Linked DNA regions of Mus musculus: region 2 is linked to region 1. The links are chromatin loops, found by intact Hi-C in ENCODE. Cell type or tissue: heart. All regions are shown on one strand. Each heading gives the region's core, and the rest is flanking DNA. Links, peaks and the distances in the headings are about the cores only. Region 1 overlaps Ceacam9 (carcinoembryonic antigen-related cell adhesion molecule 9). Region 2 overlaps Arhgap35 (Rho GTPase activating protein 35).

The links. Peaks named below come from ENCODE experiments on the same cell type or tissue, not always from the same donor. Only the 100,000 strongest peaks of a DNase experiment are listed, where the experiment ranks them.
Region 2: it touches region 1 in a loop (2.6-fold over the local background); 2 of 42 quality-filtered maps call a loop at or near these places.

What each region holds. Positions count from the first base shown.
Region 1 is chr7:16,724,136-16,734,621 of GRCm38, forward strand. Ceacam9 (carcinoembryonic antigen-related cell adhesion molecule 9) reads left to right here. Exons shown (of 3, transcript NM_011927.4): 3 at 1,064-1,975. The coding sequence ends at 1,347. Among named protein-coding and RNA genes, the nearest start is that of Ceacam9, 7.4 kb to the left of the region's middle. In heart, for the core only: a CTCF peak has its summit at 4,674 (motif pointing left); DNase peaks (open chromatin) are centred at 4,776 and 5,576; H3K4me3 peaks cover 1,037 bases; H3K27ac peaks cover 1,690 bases.
Region 2 is chr7:16,507,876-16,518,361 of GRCm38, forward strand. It overlaps Arhgap35 (Rho GTPase activating protein 35), which reads right to left. Exons shown (of 7, transcript NM_172739.4): 4 at 4,533-4,610; 5 at 3,318-3,449. It also overlaps the pseudogene Gm17981. Among named protein-coding and RNA genes, the nearest start is that of Npas1, 36 kb to the left of the region's middle. In heart, for the core only: no CTCF peak of the experiment used is centred there; no DNase peak of the experiment used is centred there.

The sequences.
Region 1 (10,486 bases), core at 1,332-9,331:
CAATAGGTCAGAGTTCTTTCCCTGGCTCCACCCCCCAGAGAAGAGGGCGCACTCTGTAACACAGTCTGAGTGTTGGGGCTTCACCATGAACCCTCGGGATTCCGGCAACGTCTGGTTGAGGAAGTCATGGGGTCCTCACAGTAAGGTGGCCACAAAGAAGTCCTGACTCCAGATCTCTGCACGAACATCTAGTCCAGGGAACCCTGGGGACCTTCACGTCCTGTGAGAGATGACAGGGATCAAGGTTTTATTGCTTATTTGTCTCATAGCAGGTGGAACCAGCCTGGGCACTGTCTGGAGGACCACTGTCAGACTAGGTCACTTGGGCACAGCCTTCTCCTGAGTCTCAGCATGCAGAGCCCAGATGGACAGGTGTCCATGCTGTGAGCCAACTGTTCTGAGGGTCTCATGAGGATACAGGTCCTCCTGGCAACTGCTTGTCCTCAGGGGTCCAGCCCAGTCAACTCTCCCTCATAGGCTGAGTAATAGACTCTGACATTTTGAGCAGCTCCCATCTGTAAAGAGTCCTTGTTTACATTTAAGATCACTTTATAGACATGGTAATGATCATTTATCATGTGTTATCATCATTGTCATCATCACATCAATTATTATTATCACATCGTCATAACAATTATTTTATATATTTTATAATATTAATAACAATTGTTACTGTTTGGTTTTTCAAGACAGGGTTTCTCTATGTAGCCCTAGCTATCCCAAAACTCACTCTATAGACCAGGCTGGCCTGGAACTCACAGAGAGCCACCTGCCTCTGTCTCTCTGCATCCCCTCTGCCTCTGGTGCTGGGATTAAAGGCATGTACCACCACTGCCCAGCCAAGTGCTCTATTATATAAAAACAGAAACACAGGAAACACAGTGGCTAAATTAGGGCCACATAGACCATGGGTGGCAGATCTGAAGCAGTACATATCTGTCTACAGCCTTGATCCCAACTTCTCCACCCTGGAGGCCATTCTAGGTGTCTGTGGACCTGAGAGGGCTGGTTGAGATCTGAGGGTGAGCCACCATCATTCGGTCCCTCCTCTGTTCCTTCACAGAGCCCGTGGCACAGCCTACCCTCCAAGCAGACAGCACCGCGGTAACAGAAGCTGGTTCTGTGACCCTCACATGTGTCTCAGAAGACCCTGGACTCTCCATCCGCTGGCTCTTCAATCACCAGGGCCTGTATTTCAATGACAGGATGACTCTGTCCCAGAAAAACAGCAGACTTACCATAGACCCAGCCAAGAGGGAGGATGCTGGGGAGTACCAGTGCGAGGTCTCCAACGGCTACAGCTCTAAGATGAGTCTCCCGCTCCAAATGTCTGTGACTAGTGAGTGACCTGGCCTCTCTCTTCGTGCGTCACGGGGGCAGGGAATTCTTTGTTAATGATGCTAAAAATGAAGAAAAGTTCTAGGGAAGAACCAAGGCAGCCAGCGTGGTGACGGAGCCCTGCCATCCCAGGCAGCCAGCGTGGTGACGGAGCCCTGCCATCCCAGGGTAAAACTCCAGTCAGCAGGATCATGAGTTTGAACCAGCCAGGGTTACAAAGAGAGACCGAGTCTCAAAACCAATCAACACAGTAAGCAAAACTACAAAGGGATTATAACTAAGGGCTTAGGTTCTGAGTTGAATATGGCCAGTCCTCCAGATCCATGGAGAGCTGATTCCAGGAGTCCCCAAATTTCTGGATGTTTTGAGTCCCCTGTTGAAAACAGTGCAGTGTTAGCATAGAGACAGACACATTCTCCTCTCACGTGCCCCAGTCATGCCTCACACCGTTGCCGCCCAGACACCTCTCCAGACCATTTCTAAGCGTATTCCATTTCCTACAGCCCTGATAGCTGTCAGCCTGCTTCTGCCTCTGTGTACATGGCATTTGTCTTTTTTGTTGTTGTTGTTAGCATCATACGAATCATGATTCTGTTCTCTCAAGCCACCTGGTTAAATTAAAGGACATTAAAGGACATTCTTGCCTACTGTCAACCACTAGATGACAGTCTATTTGATTTTTTTTTATATAATTTTATTTTTATTTTATGTTCATTGGTGCTTCGCCTGTGTGTGTGTGTGTGTGTGTGTGTGTGTCTGTGTCTGTGGGGGGGTGTCTGTGTGTGTGTGCCTGTGTGTGGGTGTGTGTGGGTGTGCATGTGTGTGTGGGTATGTCTGTGTGTCTGTCTGTGTGTCTGTGTGGGGGTGGGGTGGGGGTGAGTGTGTCTCTGTGTGTGTGTGTCTGTGTGTGTGTGCATGCATGTGTGTGTGTGTGTCTCTGTGTGTGTGTGTGTCTGTGTGTGTGTGTGTGTCTGTGTGTGTGTGTCTGTGTGTGTGTGCGTGTGTGTGTGTGTGTGTCTGTGTGTGTCTGTGTGTGTGTGTGTGAAGGTGTCAGAAGCTCTGGAGCTGGAGTTACAGACAGGTGTCAGCTGCCTTGAGATGAGGGTGCTGAAAGTTAAACCCCGGTACTCTGGAAGTGCAGCCAGACATCTGCTTAACTGTTGAGACTTCTCTCTAGTCCCGGCCTATTTGATTTTTAGTCTTAAATTTATCTGCAACTCCCTGGGACTCACAAGGATAGAGCCGCACAGATACCAAAGGACATGAGATGTGTCCTTTCAGCCTTTAGCTTTGCTAAGAGGAAGAGGACTGAAGAGGTGGTGGCCTGAGTAAAGCTGTCCCTGTCAACAGCACCATACTATGTCAGCTTGGGACACAATGAGTGGAAAGTGATTGCTACTTCCCCTCTGTTGCTTGAGAGGGTGAGGACCCATCTCCCTGCCACATGAGGCATGAAGAGTAACTCACCAGCCCTGCTGAAGAGGAGGTTCCAGTGTGCCGGGTTGTACACCCAATATCTCCCCATGCATCCTCACCGTGTAACAAGGCTGGCAAGCACTAACTGTAGTGGGGTCTGTGCCCCATCCAAGGGAGAAGGGTACAATGGAGCTTGGGGATGTTCTGCTATGCAAGCATATCAACCACTTTTGAGTGTGGACACTGTAAGATGAACCCATCCTCTCCACACCCAGCTTCTCTCAGAACACTTATCCAAAGTTAAGACAAAGTCTACCAACAGTGTGTCCCTTAGCTGACCAGGTCCTGTCAGGTTAATCTTACAGGCTCCATGGACGATCTGTCCGGAAAACTCAGGACATGTGTTTGTCCGTGCGTGGTGATGCTGGGCATGCATCAACTTGGACACTTAGCGGGAAGGCCATGTTAGCTGTCGAAGCATCAATCAGAGTTCAGGAGACCACAGACACTGCCCAGCTTATGTGGGAAGCACAGAGTAGCGTCTTTATCAGATGTGATATATGCATGTGAATGTCAAAGACTAAAGGTGTTGGATCCCACCCCACCCACCTCAAAGACTGACTGGACATGGAACTTGGGTCCTTTTCAAAGGTAGTGTGACTTTTTTAACCCCTGAGTCATCTTCTTTCTTCTTGTTTGTTTGTTAAGATTTTATTTATTATATGTAAGTACACTGTAGCTGTCTTCAGACATCCCAGAAGAGAGCATCAGATCTCATTACGGATGGTTGTGAGCCACCATGTGGTTGCTGGGATTTGAACTCAGGACCTTTGGAAGAGCAGTCAGTGTTCTTACACACTGAGCCATCTCACCAGCCCTGTTTGTTTGTTTTGTAAAACAGGGTTTCTCAGCCAGGCGTGGTGGCACATGCCTTTAATCCCAGCACTCGGGAGGCAGAGGCAGGCGGATTTCAAGGCCAGCCTGGTTTGGCTATCCTGGAATTCACTATGTAGAACAAGCTGGCTTTGAACCCAGAGAGATGTGCCTGCTTCTGCCTTCCAAATCCTGGGATTAAAGGTATGTACCACCACCAGGCTCCTTTTGGGTTCTTGATCTGAGGTCTCATGTAGCTCAAACTTCATAAGTAGCAAAGGATGACTTTGAACTCCCAATCTTTCCACATGCAAGGATTAAAAGCACTCACCACCATACCTATTTTGTCAGGGAGATTATGTGTGTGTGTGTGTGTGTGTGCGCGCACGTGTGTATCTATAAACAAAATGTTAAACCAGGAGTTTCAGTGAATGGCTGTAATTCTGACATTTGGGAGGCTGAAGCAGGAGGATCAATGCAAGTTAGAGGCTAGTCTGGTCACATAGTGAGTATCAACATGGCAAGATCCCATGCCAAAAATCAGTCTCTCTCTCTCTCTCTCTCTCTCTCACACACACACACAATCAATCAATTAATCAATCACATTTTAAGATGTTTCAAAACAAAATTTAAAAAATAAAAAAATTAAATTTTAAAAAAAATTTTAAAAAATTAAATTAAATTTAGGTTCTGCATAGGAGAGGAAACACTCAGTGTTTGTCTCTCTAAATTTGGCTTTCCTCTCTCTTCACAGTCTATTTATATCACATTTTCATAGTCAGTCATCCCCTAAGGGACACCAGGCTTGTTCCAGTTTCTAGGCAGTGGGAATGATGCAGCGACAAACACAAATGTGAAGGTGAAGTATGATAAGGCAGGAAGGATCCGTTGACTGATACAGTCATTGCCCGTACTGTCTGTTTACCAAGCATGACTTCACTTGCTACCTGGAAAGAATGTCTAAACAAAGGATCCGTGCCCTTAACAACCGCTGACTTCCCAAGGGGCTTCTGTAAAAACCTCACTCGCGCCACCTTGTGGCTTTGGAGTATAACATGAGAATACAAACATGGTCTGGGGGTGGAAACCTTTCAGGAGCCATCCTGGCTTTGGTCCACCAGTGACACCACTTCTCATCCACTCTTGTTGGTGTTGGAGTGGCTTTTTCCAGAAAGATTCCCACAACATTTCTGGAGGCCCTAACAGGATGTCCTTCACCATGACCCCAGTTGATCAAGAATGACTGCCTCTCCAGGGCCTCTCAGACAACCAAAGGTCTCTGGAGCCAGGAGGAACGCATACCCACATATCCGATGGGATTCCAGGACCCCTTTCTAGCGGCCAAAATGCCTATGACACCCAGGATCAGAGTCTCTGAGTCCAGATCGGGTAAGGACTCGCCCCCTCCCAGGGGAGACAGGCAGGAAGAGCCAGTGCAGCCTGGCTCTTCACCCCAGAGGACTGCATCCAAAGCCCCTATGAGGACCAAGGAGGTACTGGTACTGATCTCTGGAGAAATAGACAGACTGGGAATTTAAAACGGGAGTCTATAACTTCTGAATGAACGAATGAATGAATGAATGAATGAATGGTGGATGAATGTGAGCACACTTGCCTTCTCCATACACCTGCAGCTACAGAATCTGATTCCATTAATAGGAGGTGACCAGCAGAGGTGACCTGTTGTGTCTGGCCAGCAGATCACAGCCTGGGTTCTAGCCTGGACAGGCATTTTGGAAACCTGGAAGAGAAGAAGGGCTAGGCGACGAGAGAAAATGATGCAGCTAAGACAGGCATTCTGATCAAAGCTCAATTTTACTGTTCCACACGCAGTTATGAAGCAGGGGAAGGGGGCCCGATTCCCACCAAATAATCTCGGAGTCCAGTAGCAGGGTGACCACGTGATGGCTTCGGAACAGGAAAGCGACAGGCTCCAGCAGTGGGAGTGGCAGAATGATTGAGCAGGAAGCTCCACCCCTGAACAATCAGGTTTCAGACTGGGGGAGGGGAGACTACAGTGACCGAGCATGGTTAAATCATGGTGAGGAGGCTGGCAAAGCAGGCACCTTCTACCCCACTCTATGCACTACAAGGAGTGGAACATATAACCTCCCCCAGCTCCTGGTTACAGAACTCTTGTCACAAGGTCTGCACAGTCCTAATACAAACCCACACAGTTGTGCAAAGATTGCTAAGCCTGAAGACACCAAGGAAGCACCCACACTGGCATCCCCAGGGGATGGAACTTTTCACATGATGCTGCCTCCCTACTGTTCCAACTGTCAGCATCACAGGGAACCAAGATGGCTGCAAGACCATCTCATCCCATCTTCTGAAAGTAGTGAGCTACGCAACGCTCACCAGCCTCAGCCACAGCCCAGCCCTGCCAACCTCTGCGGGATGCATTCCAGATACAAGCCCATTCCAGTGTGTTCTCTAAGGGAATATCGGGCCTTTCCTTCATCCAAAGTGGCAGCTATGTTATTCAGCCACATACTTGCCAGAAGAGGAGGAAGAGCCCCTCCATGATTGTGTAGAAGTTGTAGTAGAGATTGTCTCCTAACACCCAACAAAGTTCAGCTCCCCAGTTCAGATGTGGAATCTTTTACTGGTCAGAGCTGAAACCTATGACAGGACAATAGCCCCTCACAATAAGAGACTCTAAACAACAATATATCAAGAAAGGGGGCTGCTTACCTCAGGGAACAAAGAAGCTAAACCCAGAGTCCAAACCCTCCAGTTCCTAGGAGCTGTGTGGGCCCCCCTAGCTATGGAAATGATACACTGACAGACTCACACCAAGAGCCAAGGTAGTCCAAGACACAGCTCCAAAGTCCTATCCCAGCTGGGCGGTGGTGGTGCACGCCTTAAATCCCAGCACTCGGGAGGCAGAGGTAGGCAGATTTCTGAGTTCGAGGCCTGCCTGGTCTACAAAGTGAGTTCCAGAACATCCAGGGCTATACAGAGAAACCCTGTCTCAAAAACAAAAGCAAAACAAAAAAAAAAAACAAAAAAAACAAAGTCCTATCCCATTACCGTCCAGAACTCCCCTCACAATAGGCCAGAAACAAAAGAATGACAAACACAACTGACATGGGCCAGGGAGATGGTTCAGTGAGTAAAGTCCACATTGTCAGGCCTGATGACCTGAGTTTGATTCCCTAGACCAACTGTGTTGGCTTACAGATAATTCTGCTAGACTCCTCCCAGGGACCTAGCAACAGTTACGTCATCACCTGCCGCCATTACTACCTGCGCCGCTGCTACCACCAGGTGCAGGTGACTTGGCAGTGTATTAGAGGACTACTCACTACCCCAGTCCCTCTTCTCTTCTCTCTCTCCCTCTCTCTACTCTCCCCCCCCCCCGCCATTCTCTCTCTCTGTCCCCATACATTCCCAGCTGGCCTCTCTGTCTTTCTTTCTGCCCTCCTTTGTCCCCCTTCTCTACCTCTACCCCTTCTCCAGGTCCTCACTCCCCTCCCTTCCCTACAATAGCCATCCCTGACACCAGGTCTGCCTCATGGTGTGATTTCTCAGGGGTGCCTTGGCATGGCTTACCAGGTACCCCCTGACCCTTGCCACCGCTGCATTTATTTCATATAACAGGCTGGAGGAAGGTTTTCTTCTGGCCTACTCATGGACACTGTGGCATGTTCACGTACCCACACATACAATAAATAAATAATTCACAAGTTTAAATGAAAAAGAACTGATAGGGCTGGCGAGATGGCTCAGTGGTTAAGAGTGCCGACTGCTCTTCCGAAGGTCCCGAGTTCAAATCCCAGCAACCACATGGTGGCTCACAACCATCCATAACAAAATCTGATGCCACTCTTCTGGAGTGTCTGAAGACAGCTACAGTGTACTTACATATAAATAAATAAATAAATAAATCTTTAAAAAAGTGATAAAGGGGCTACTAAAAATCAGGAGGACTGGCTGACTACCACAGATAGGAAAATAATAATCCCAGAGATGACCACTTCCAGCCCACTCCCACAGTGACACACCTACGCCCACAAGGCTACACCAAATAGTGCCACTCCCTGGGCCAAGCATATACAAACCATCACACTTGGCAAACTCTCACAAAGCTTTCCGGGGTGCGGGGGGCACTGCCCTCCAAGAACCACTGAAAGAAGCCAGTTGTTGTGGCACATGCCTTTGACCCTGGTGTTGTGGGGTACTCACCAGGAAAGACTGCTCAGACATGGCTATAAGCCAATAGGAAGTGTTTACTAGTCAGTCAGCCACTGAACCGTTCTCCGGGTGAGCGTTTAAGCATAAAAACTGTTCTAGGTCGCCATCCTCCAGTTAACAAGAACAGTTAGCCAGAAGCAAAACAACAGAAGCTAAAAAGGCAAGGTTAGTACAGTTAGAGACTTTCCCAGAACTATGGACTTTGATGGATTAGGTCTTTGTTTTCGTTTTGGCAGGTGGTGCTGTCTGTGCTGAGTTTTACAACCTGATTGGTACTTCCACCACGGAGTCAGTGTGCTAAGGTCTGGGGCCCTGTCACACCAGCACTTGGAAGGCCAACTCAGAGAGAGTTATAGTTCAGAACAGCCAGGGGTGTCTTAAAAGCAAACAGCAGCAACAACAAAAGAATTGTTGCATATATATGTGGTGGTCTCAAGGCTGCCAACGCTGGCCCAGCAAGCTCCCAAAGACTATTCTCAGTGTGCTCAGAATGATCCCAAGCAATCACTCAAAGCCTCATGCTAACACACAAGCTGGACTCCTACCCATTTAAACACCAGAAGTGGTCTTTACTGACATTGACCCCAGCAGGAGGTAACAAGACTTGAGGCTTATGGTGTGCACTTTTTCAGGCTGGGCCTTTCCTACTGCATGAAGAATTAGCCTGGAACTTGTGCACACACTACCACCCATCAATCTTTAAGTGTGGTTGTGAACATGAATAAGACTGTTAAAATGGCACTGGACAAACACTACCCCGAAACAGACTTCCCTGGCCAGAAATTCTACCACCTGTACTGTTTAGGGTACGCTGTATAAATGCAGTTACTTTACTTTTGAAGTCATGTTTGGACACTCACATCCACTGCTTCCAAAGGACTCAGGGGACCTCTACTGGACACACCTGCCCTAAGTGGTTCTCTGTTTTTGTTTTGCTGAGACGGGGCTTCTCTGTTTAGGCCCAGATGCCCTGGAACTCTGTAGACCAGGCTGGCCTCAAACTCAGAGATCTGCCTGCCTCTGCGTTCTGAGTGATGGGATTAAAGGCGTGCGCCACCATCCAACTTCCAGTAGTTCTTAAAAGACTTAGCTGGGGCTGGTGAGATGGCTCAGTGGGTAAGAGCACCCGACTGCTCTTCCGAAGGTCCGAAGTTCAAATCCCAGCAACCACATGGTGGCTCACAACCACCCGTAATGAGATCTGATGCCCTCTTCTGGTGTATCTGAAGACAACTACAGTGTACTTACATATAATAAATAAATAAATCTTAAAAAAAAAAAAAAAGACTTAGCTGACACTGAACAAAAATTTGACGGTACCAAGTGTAGAAGTTTGGCCTGGTTCTTCCTCCCAGTCCTGTGCTCAGGAAATAAGACTCAGATTCAAAGTATATTTACAAATACCTTGGCCATATAGCTAGGCTCTGCTCTAACTACCTCATAAAATAACCCATTTATTCTAATCTACATTCTGCCACGTGGCCAGTCACCTCTGCTCAGATACCATGAGGTGTCTGTCTTGTCACATCTTCCCAGGTGAATCTCCCTTACTTGGCACTATCCCAGAATCCTTTCTGCTTCCCAGATGTCCCACCTCCTATTTCCTTTCTAAGTCAGAAGCCATCAGATTTTTATTGACAGGTGCCACATCCATTCAGACACAGTTATTCTCTCTACAATCGAGCTATGGACAAGGCTGCTTCGGACCTGAGCCAGAAGTGGACCGTGAAAGCTGGCCCAGAGCAGCTTCTGACGCTGACCACCTGGAAATGACCTCAGAATAGAGACAACAGCTCAGCTTCTCCAATTCTCTCTGCTGTCCTTCCTGATCCTGCGGATACAGGTCTGAACCAGTTCCTCAACCTCATCCCAGGGGAGTTCTAATCCCTGGACGCCCATCCTGGAGCTAACTGCCCCCTTCCTTGGGCATAGGCCAGCCACAGATCATACCTCAGACCTCATCATGTGACTGTGGAACCAGCCACACTGGTAAGACAGACTGATTCCTTTTGGAGATGTCCCCAGTCAGGACAGCCTCAGGACATGGGGCCAGAAGTAAAAAAAAAAAAAAAACTATTGGTGTTACCTTAAATACTGGCCATGTGGAAACTTCACCATAAAAGGAGCTACCAGAGAGGCACAAGGAATTAAGACCCTAATGGGCCTTTGTGGGGCAACCTGGGAGGAATAATACAGGAACTGAACATAGAAAAGCCCTCCATGTGGGAAAGCCGTATCTCAAAATGCTGGCTTTATTAAATGCCAGCTATGAATTTCTTAATCTAACAGATCTATCTCTAGGTCAGTGTGATGGTTTGTATATGCTTGACCAGGGAGTGGCACCATCTGGAGGTGTGGCCTTGGTGGAATAGGTGTGACCTGGTTGGAATAGGTGTGTCACTGTGGGTGTAGGCTTAATACTCTCACCCCAGTTGCCTGGAGGTCAGTCTTCCACTAGCAGCCTTCGGATGAAGACGTAGAACTCTTAGCCTGGATGCTGCCATGCTCCCACCTTGATGATAATGGACTGAACCTCTGAACCTGTAAGCCAGCCCCAATTAAATGTTGTTTTTTATAAGACTTGCCTTGGTCATGGTGTCTGTGCACAGCAGTAAACCCTGGCTAAGCCAGTCAGGACTGTTGGATGTGCTTGTGTGAA
Region 2 (10,486 bases), core at 1,268-9,267, 220 kb before region 1:
TTATTACATGTAAGTACGCTGTAGCTGTCTTCAGAGACACCAGAGGAGGGCGTCAGATCTCATTACGGATAGTTGTGAGCCACCATGTGGTTGTTGGGATTTGAACTCAGGACTTTCAGAAGAGCAGTCAGTGCTCTTAACCGCTGAGCCATCTCTCCAGCCCATCTGACCTCTTTCTTAATGCTTGGAAAGGGAACTCTTCCTTTTCTTTTTTCTTTTTGACACAGGATTATACAATGTAGTTCTGGCTGTCCTGGAACTAACTAGGTAGATCAGGCTGTCCGAAAACCCCTTCAGTAGCTGTAGAGGAATTGCTGTTTCTGGGTCTTCCCCTTTTTCCCTTACAAGAGCCAAGGCTTCCTTTGGCAAAAATAATAGAATACGTGCCCTATGGTGGGCAGCCTCAAGAGGTCAGGTCCTTCAAGGCACATGACATTCTCCTAAGGCCAGACAATGGGAAAACTCCCACACAATGGTCACCCTAGAGCAGTGAGTGGGTCTCAATCTTCCTAATGTTGTGTGTGACCCTTTATACGGGTCCTCATATTGTAGTGACTCCCAACCAACAATATTATTTTCAGCAATGTGACTGGATATAAAATGAACTCAAACAAATCAGTGGCCTTCCTCTACACAAAGGATAAAAAGGCTGAGAAGGAAATTAGGGAAACAACACCCTTCACAATAGTCACAAATAATATAAAATACTCTGGTGTGACTTTAGGCAAGTGAAAGATCTGCATGACAAGAACTTCAAGTCTCTGAAGAAAGAAATTGAAGAAGATCTCAGAAGATTAGAAGATCTCCCATGCTCATGGATTGGCAGGAAAATGTAAAATAGTAAAATGTAAGATAAATTGGCAGGAAAATAGTAAAAATGGCCATCTTGCCAAAAGCAATCTACAGATACAATACAATCCCCATCAAAATTCCAACTCAATTCTTCACAGAGTTAGAAAGAACAATTTGCAAATTCATCTGGAATAACAAAAAAACCTAGAATAGGGAAAACTATTCTTAACAACAAAAGAAGGTCTGGGGAAATCACCATCCCTGACCTCAAGCTGCACTACAGAGCAATTGTGATAAAAACTGCATGGTACTGGTACAGTGACAGACAGGTAGATCAATGGAATAGAATTGAAGACCCAGAAATAAACCCACACACCGATGGTCACTTGACCTTTGACAAAGGAGCTAAAACCATCCAGTGGAAAAAAGACAGCATTGTCAACAAATGGTGCTGGCTCAATTGGTGGTTAGCATGTAGAAGAATGTAAATCAATTCATTCTTATCTCCTTGCACAAAGCTCAAGTCCAAGTGGATCAAGGACCTCCACATAAAACCAGAGACACTAAAACTGAGAAAAGAAAGTGGGGAAGAGCCTCAAGTACATGGGCACAGGGGAAAATTTCTTGAACACAATACTAATAGCTTTTGCACTTGCCTCAAGAATTGACAAATGGGGTCAGGCACATGCCTTTAATCCCAGCACTTGGGGAGGCAGAGGCAGGTGGATTTCTGATTTCAAGGCCAAACTGGTCTATAGAGTGAGTTCCAGGACAACCAGGGCTATACAGAGAAATCCTGCCTCGAAAAAAACAAAACAAAACAAAACAAACAAACAAAAAACAAAATAAAAGAAAAAAAAAGAATTGATAAATGGGACCTCATAAAATTGCAAAGCTTCTGTAGGCAAAGGACACTGTCAATAGGACAAAACGGCAACTTACCAATTGGGAAAAGAACTTTACCAACCCTATATACGATAGAGGGCTAATATCCAATATATACAAAGAACTCAAGAAGTTAGACTGGAGAGAAACAAATAACTATTACAAAATGGGGTACAGAGCTAAACAAAGAATTCTCGACTGAGGAATACCAAATGGCTGAGAAGCACCTAAAAAAATGTTCAATATCCTTAGTCATCAGGGAAATGCAAATCAAAACAACCCTGAGATTCCACCTCACACCAGTCAGAATGGCTAAGATCAAAAACTCAGGTGTCAGCAAGCTTGTACAACCACTCTGGAAATCAGTTTGGCAGTTTCTCAGAAAATTGGACAGAGTTCTACCTGAGGATCCACTAATACCACTCCTAGGCATATACCCAGAAGGCGCTCCAACATGTAATAAGGACACATGCTGCACTATGTACATAGCAGCCTTATTTATAATAGTCAGAAGCTGGAAAGAACCCAGATATCCTTCAACAGAGAAATGGATACAGAAAGTGTGGTACATTTACACAATGGAGTATTACACAACTATTAAAAACAATGACTTAGCCGGGTGGTGGTGGCGAACGCCTTTAATCCCAGTACTTGGAAGGCAGAGGCAGGCGGATTTCTGAGTTTGAGGCCAGCATGGTCTACAAAGTGAGTTCCAGGACAGCCAGGGCTATACAGAGAAACCCTGTCTCGAAAAACAAAACAACATCAAAAACAAAAACAAAAAGAACCCAATGACTTAATGAAATTCTCAGGTAAATGGATGGAACTAGAAAATATCATCCTGAATGAGGTAACCCAATCACAAAGAACACACATGGTATTCACTCACTGATAAGTCAATATTAGCCCAAAAGCTCGGAATACCCAAGATACAATTCACAAACCACATGAAACTCAAGAAGAAGGAACAGCAAAGTGTGGCTACTTCTTTCCTTCTAAAAGGGGAAACAAATTACCCATGGAAGGAATTATAGAGACAAAGTGCGGAGCAGAGACTAAAGGTATGACCATCCAGAGACTGCCCCACCTGGGGATCCATCCCATACACAGTCACCAAACCCAGACACTATTGTGGATGCCAACAAGTGCTTGCTGGTTATAGCTGTTTCTTGAGGGGTTCTGCCAGTGCCTGACAAATACAGAGGTGAATGCTCTCAGCCATCCATTGGACTGAGCACAGGGTCCCCAATGGAGGAGCTGGAGAAAGGACTCAAGGAGCTGAAGGGGTTTGCAGCCCCATAGGAGAACAACAATATGAACTAACCAGTAACCCCAGAGCTCCCAGGGACTAAACTACCAACCAAAGAGTACACATGTTAAGACTCATGGCTCCAGCTGCATATGTAGCAGAGGATGGCCTTGTTGGTCATCAATGGGAGGAGAGAGGCCCTTGGTCCTGTGAAGGCTCTATGCCCCAGTGAAGGGGAATGCCAGGGCCAGGAAGCAGGAGTGGGTGGATTGGTGGTGGTGGTGGGGAGGGGATACCATTTGAAATGTAAGTTAAAAAAAAAATCTAATTAAAAAAAAAAAAAAAAAAGGGCAAGGCCACCTGGAGCCTCTCTTAGGCTGTCTGTACTTACTGTGAGCTTCCACCAAGTCAATCTGCATGCTGTATGGTACCAGGGGGTCTGGTAGCTCTGAGAAAAAACTCTTCATGGCCCCTGCCACAGTGTTCACAGTGAAGTCTTTCTCTGCCAGGTCCAGATTGTGGTCTGAAAGAAAGCCAACCAAGTGAGGCCAGACCCATCTAAGTTAGCAGAAGCCACAAGAAAGCTCCTAGAAAAAGGCTTATATATGTTGCCCAGGGCAGGGGCTTGGGATTAGCATGGAGTGTAGAAGAGCTGGCAACCTGGGTTCACACACATGGCCTGACAGGTCACCTCTGGCCTGTGGGAAGGAGAAGAATGACTGGGGACCTGCCCTTCAACTCAGATCTGATGAGCTTCAGCTATTTCCTTACTTCTGTTCCTGCCAACCATAGTCATATCTTCATCCAATCCTGATGGAAGGAGGAAGAATCCCTCATTTTCTTTCATCCCACCGCTCCACTGACCCTTCTCATTTTTCTTCTTTCTCTAGGCCTCACTGCATGATTGATTCTGTAAGACTTGTCTACAGATGGGCATGAAGTACTCCTCTCTGGATTACCAGCAATTCAGATTTTTATAGGTACCTGTCAGATAATTCTAAGATAATTCTACCTGGTGACATCTTGGCTTAGTAAGTGTATTATCTGACATGTGCATAAGGAAGATGTGTTTTACCAGGACATATTCTTGACGTTTCAACAGTGGCTCATGATTACAAGGTGGCACTGTCAGCTGGCCCATGACAGCAGGTGTTGGCTGCTCCAGAAGTTGCTCCCCGTTCTCTCTGCTTCTCTACTCTCTGGCTAATGACAGTTAAGAGTACTTCACTGTTCTGCCCTGACACTGGTGACATGGCCTGGCATCTATTGTGGACATTTCTCACATTAAGAGCTAGTCACTAGCTTGGAGACTCTCATAGACTAACATGGGAACAGGGCAGCCCAAGAGTTCAGCTTGGAAGTGGGAGCTGCAGCTTAGTGTCTCAGGTATCTGGAAATGTTCCCCCACTTTCTCTCCTACAGGGCCATTTTGAGATGTAGATACCTCTGGCCTGATCATTAATTCAAATGCCTCTCAGGTCAGGGGTTCAGGTTCTTCCAGAGAAGTGAGACAGGGCTAGGGAAACCTATAATGGTGGCAGACAGCAGTGGAGCTAGTACCCCCAGGCTCGGCTCAGGTTTAATGGCCAGACTGTGCCTTACTTACCTTGATCAAACTGTCTTTGCAAACTTTCCATTTCTGACTTGTTTCCACTGACCCGGTAGATGCCTTCAGTGCTTAGTCCTGTGGACAAAGAATAAGCAGGTCCTATGACCCAGAGCTGGAGAGCAGGAGTGAGGGTCTGTGTACGGGGACAGGGGCTGTTTGCAGAGTCCACAAGATTCCCACCATGAGGGAAGAGCAGGGCTAACAGTACTTTGTTTGATGCTTCAGCTCCTTGTCTTTTTACTTAAAAGTACCACACTACTGGGTCCCACCTTCCTTTACTTCAAAGATAAGGTATTATGTAGTTTAGTCTGGCCTTGAACATCTGATCTTCCAGTCTCTACAACATTTATTTGGCTTAGCAATGTTGGAACTTGATATGTAGACGACCAGGGTGGCCTCAAACTCAGAGATCTATTTCTCCCCATTTCTGGAGTGCTAGAATTAAAGGCATGCATTACTATACCCTGTCAATATTAACCACATTTTAATGTACAGTCTTGAGTATTACAATAAAAAAGGCCTGGTGCCAATGAAGGCCAGACAATGGTGCTGGAAAATCGACCTGGGTCCTCTGGAAGAGCTTTTTTTCCCTTGTTTTTCGAGACAGGGTTTCTCTGTGTAGCCCTGGCTGTTCTGGAACTCACTCTGTAGACCAGGCTGGCCTCGAACTCAGAAATCTGCCATGTGCCTGACCCCATTTGCCTCCCAAGTGCTAGGATTAAAGGCCTGTGCCACCACCGCCCGGCCTGGAAGAGCTCTTAGCTGCTGAGTCATCTCTCCAGCCTTTACCCTTTTCTAAAAAAAAAAAAAAAAAAAAAAAAACAAAAGACTTATTTTGGTTTTGTATATGTGTATGTATGCTACATGAGTGAAGTGGCTACAGCATACCAAAAAGGGCAAAGGACGTCCTGAAGCTGGAGTTCCAGGGAGTTGTGAGCTACCTGATTTCAGGCCCTCTGACCTGTTTCTCCAGCCTGAGTGTTTTCCTATTAAAAATAAAAAGCCAGGCATGGTGGTGCACACCTGTAATTCTAGAAGGTAGGAAGCAGGTGCCATAATAAGCCCAGTTGGGGCAACACGATGAGTCCCAGGTTTACAAGGGCGACAGAGAGAGACCATGTCTCAGAAGACCAAATACGAGCTTGGTGAGACAGCTCAGCAGACAAAGGCACTGACAAGGTTGATAGCCTGAGCTTAATCTCTGGAACCCAGGGAAGGAGAAGTAACATTTACCTCTACCAGCAACAAAATAAGTAAAAATCAAATACACACAAAAATCAAAAGGAAGATAAAGGGCTAGAAATGTGGTTCAGTGCTATATATAGCACTTGCTGGCTATGAGCAGAATCTCCATTCCAGTACCAGAGGCACAGAAAGCAGAAAGAAAGGCCCAGTGTGCCTCACCTCAGCTATTCCCTTGCTGGACACTCAATAAGCTTTTCTTGACCCCAAATAAACGAAGAATTGACACACTGTCCCTTCTTGCACATATGGAGCATCCCATGACATTTTTCTCTATTATTCAGTGTGTTCATGTTTTTATAACACAGCCCTTAGGAGCTGACTGAGCTCTCAGTACAGTTCAATGGTAGGCCACCTGCCTTGGTTTGATCTTCAGTAACATAAAAACCAAAGCACACGTCACACACCATGTTTCTAAAGATCCCAGCATACACAATGACTCTAGAAACAGTTTCATCCTTGTTTAGGCTCTCCCAGTCTTTCACAGGTAGAAAGCCTTAAGTAGCTTTTGTGTTATAGCAGTGCTAGGGAGGAATTGGCCCAGCAAGTGCTTTACCACAGAATACCCCAAGCCCCAGCTTAGGTCTATTTCTCACTAATACTGCTGATTTCCCTCTGTAGTGCTTCTCATTTTGTACTTTAAAGAGGTCTTTGAATATTAACAAATGTTGCCCCCCCCCATTACTTTTTTAAAAAGAAAACATTTACTTCCCACCCATCTTCCTTTCTTTTGCTCAAGTGTTTGCAGAACAGCTCAGTGGTGGCTCCAACCCATTCACTGGCCTGAGCCGTAGGAGCTGCAGACCAGTCTTCAATGGCTGGAATTACTGGACAGGCACAGACAGAGGCACCTGTACAGTGTCAGATCAGTATGCCACCTTTGACTGAGCAGCAGTGAGCTGAGGAGCCAGTGTGGTCCATTCGCTCTGACATTTCTCCCTGGTTATAGCCTTTTCACTGTGCTTGTTCTTCTTTTGCAGTTTCTTCAGGATCACTTAAGGTAGAGATCAGGCACGATGTCCCATGGGTGCTTATGGGAGGTAGTGCCATACATGTGCAGAACTTCCTGGGCTAGCAACCACATTAGACTCACTGATTGAACTCCCTTGTTGCTTAGAATGGCAATGTCCACCACAGCACAGAGGAAAATCTGTGTCACACAGAGCAATGGAAGGAAGATGGTAGACACATTAGGGGTTGGTAGTTAGCCCTGGGATCTGTAACCACCAGAAGATGAGGCTTTCTGAAGGCTGCTTAGATCTGGTAAATCAAGGCCCTAGGAGCAAAGAGGCCAGTGCTCTTAGAGATGATGCTCACATCAGAGCTTCTTCCAGGTCCCCTTCAGATTTATGATGCAGATGGCATTACCTTTTCTTCTGCAGATGTACTGTTTCATTTGAAAGCCAAGGCAGGTGCCACCAGTTTGGGTTCCTGCTGTAAGGATCCACTCCTATTTGCAGGACATCAAGGATCAAGGATCCTGAACATGGCATGAGCTTTTTTTTTTTTTTTTTAAAGTAAAGCCGTGAATTAAGAACAACACTGTATGGATAGAGTGTTAAAAAACAAACAAACAACTTTTTTTTTTTGATACTTTGTCTTGCCTTATTGCCAGGTTGCCCTTGAATCCCTGGGCTCAAGAAATCCAATTACTGCCAGGTGGTGGTGGCACATGCCTTTAATCCCAGCATTCAGGATCATCCATCAGGCAGATCTCTGAGTTCGAGGCCAGCTTGGTCTACACAGTGAGTTCCAAAACAGCCAGGGCTACACAGAGAAACTATTACTCAAAAGACACAACATAACAAAACAGAAATCCAGTTATCTCAGTACTACACTAGCCTGACTTCTTGTATTACTGAAATTATTTCTTTGTTTGTTTTGAGACAACATATTGATATGTAGTCTTGTCTGGTTTCCAACTCATTGAGACTTGCTTGACCTTTGACTCCTGAGTGCTAGGAATAAGGCATACACCACATGCCTCGCTCTTTATTACTTGCTTCTTTTTAAATGGATTTTAATTTTACAAGCATTGGTATTTTCCCTACATGTGTTTATGCAAATGGAAACGGAACCTAGGTTGTCCTCCGTTACGCTCTTCGGTCAAGTCAGCTGGACAAGGCTTAAAAGTCACTCATGAGGCAAAAGAGTTTTAAGGAACTTCTCCTCCTGGAGCCTGGCGTTCCCTTAATTCTCCATTCCCGAGTTAGTCTAGTGTATGGACCCACATGCTCTCTTTTAATATCATCCTATTATAAGTGCTTTTTAAAATTGAATTTTGACATGGCTAAAGCCTTTCACCAGTGTTCCAACAGTCCTAGAAATGTCCTTGACCAAGATCAAGGGCTTGGAATTCAGTAAGATTGTAAAAGCTAAGTCACTCTCTTACACGGGAATTTACCATCACCAAGGAAGAAGGAAGTTTCAGACCAAAGGAGAAACCAGAATAGATACTTAAAACTGTAGCAGAGTTACACCCATACACACGTATTTACAATGGCCTAAGGGGAAGGTGGACTATACAAGAGACTAAAATAGGAACTATGGCAAGGGCACGAAGCCCTTGACCCTGGCTTCTAAGATTAGTGAATCTTGGGTAGAGCCCTTGTTGATCCCAGCTGTTATCAATAAATTCTATCCCAGGTGGTTCCTGTTAGACCTTTTGTGTTTGCATTCCTCTGTTTTATGTAAGATTCCAGTTACCTCAATTGTACCTTGCGAATATGTCACCCAACTTCCTTATTGTCCTCTGCATAAAAAGTCTGATGCTTGATTTAAAAATTACACTCAGATTTCACACGAATTCTCCTGTGTGTGTCTGTTTGTCGCTCATCCATGCTTTGCCCACCCGCATCGAGAGACCCCATTCCACGCAGACACAGGGACCCAGAGGGTCTGCGGCAGTCCTCTAGTGTTAACTGCTAAGCCATCCCTCTAGCCCCTCTTTATTACTTTTTCTGAAGCATGCTAATTAAAAATTTAAAAAATTTTGCTGGGCACCATGTAATAAACCTTTAATCCCAACACTCAAGGAGCAGAAGACAGGTGGATCTCTGTAAGCTCAAGGCCAATCTGGTCTATACAATGAGTTCCAGGTCAGCTAGGGCTACACAGTAAGACCCTGACAGAAACCCAAACCCAAACCAAACAAGAACAAAATTAACCATAAGCATTTTTTTCAAAACTAATCATTAAAAAAAAAATCAAATCACAAAAACATAATGTAAGAGCTGAAGCAATGGCTAAACAGTTAAGAATATTTGCTGCTTTTATAAGGGACTTGGGTTTGGCTCCCAGCTTCCACATGGTGACTGTCACTAACTCTGTTCCAGGGGAATCTGATACCATATTCCTTGAGCACTAGGCACATACACACATGCAAGCCAAAACACTCATACATATAAAAAGTAAATATTAAAACAAAACCCCAGGATAATTTCCATTTTTCCACATAGAAAGGCTTTCCTTGGAGCTAACTGTAGAGTCCATTTTCCAGCTGCCAAGGAAAGAAGTCCACTGCCATCATGAGTACACATCTAATCTAGCACTGCGACAACACTGTGAAAACTGAGATGGGTTCTGCTGTCAAAGAAACAATATCCCTTTTGAAGACCATGATCTAGTTTAGTTAGCAGTGCTAGTTAGTTAGCAGAAAGGTACTGAGGATTCGAGGGGATAGAGGTTGTGGGGGAGAGACTGCACGTCCCAGACAACAGGCACTTCTGAGAGCCAGGCACTTCAACACTTGTCAGCATTCACTGCTGCCTCTGGAGAGGCCACTGGGTGACTAAAACCCCTTGGTCTATGTGGGACTGTGAAAGGCAGCCTATTTTGGTTGAATGGGGCTTGCTCTGGTGACCCAGTACAGAACTCTACATGAGACGGAAAATCGAGCCATGTCCCCAGAGCCAGGTGCCTGACACCACAGAGCCTCCAACTCCATAATTCTATGACTATCGACTAGTCATACAAAGTCCCAAGCTTCTGGCATTCTGGCTAGACTTCACCCCCACAGTTACCTGACAACAGCAAGATAGCCCAGCCAACTATAAGAGGGGCTGCTTGGCCCTTCCTTGCTCTCTTTAGGCCTCACCTTTCTTACTCTCTAGCCCTCCTTCTCTCTCTCTCCCTTCTCCCCTCTCTCCACGTGGCTATGGCCAGCCTCTCTGTCCTTCCTTCTACCTTTTCTCCTTCTCCCTGCCTTTCTACAATAAAGCTCTAAAACCATAGACTGTCTCTGCTCATCAAGACCCGCCGTGCTTGAACGATGGGATAGGCTTTCCCCTAACAAGCCACCTCTAACCTCCCATCAGAAGGCCTTCCTATGCTGCAGCCACGGACCAAGGACTCTCACACTCTCACACCTGTGTGGGAACCATCAAGTGCCCTCTCCCCCTGCCTTCTCCTCCCTTCGGCCTGGTGCTGACTGAGCCGCCCAGGGCCCAGCTCTTTTGCGGTATCCAGCGTGGGATGCCCTAGGACTGTCCCCTGTCCCCCACCCCCACTCCCACTCCCGCCGAGGCTTCCCTCAGCCAGACACCCACCCGGGGCCCATGGAAAGCGTGTGGCAGTCCTCCCACATCTAGAGCACCGGAACTTTGGCGGGACACAGGTTCTCTCCCGTTTCTCCTACACCCACGGCCCCACAGGCTTATGTGTTCTAGAACCCTGGACTAATGACAAATATGTATCAGAAGTCCCCAGCT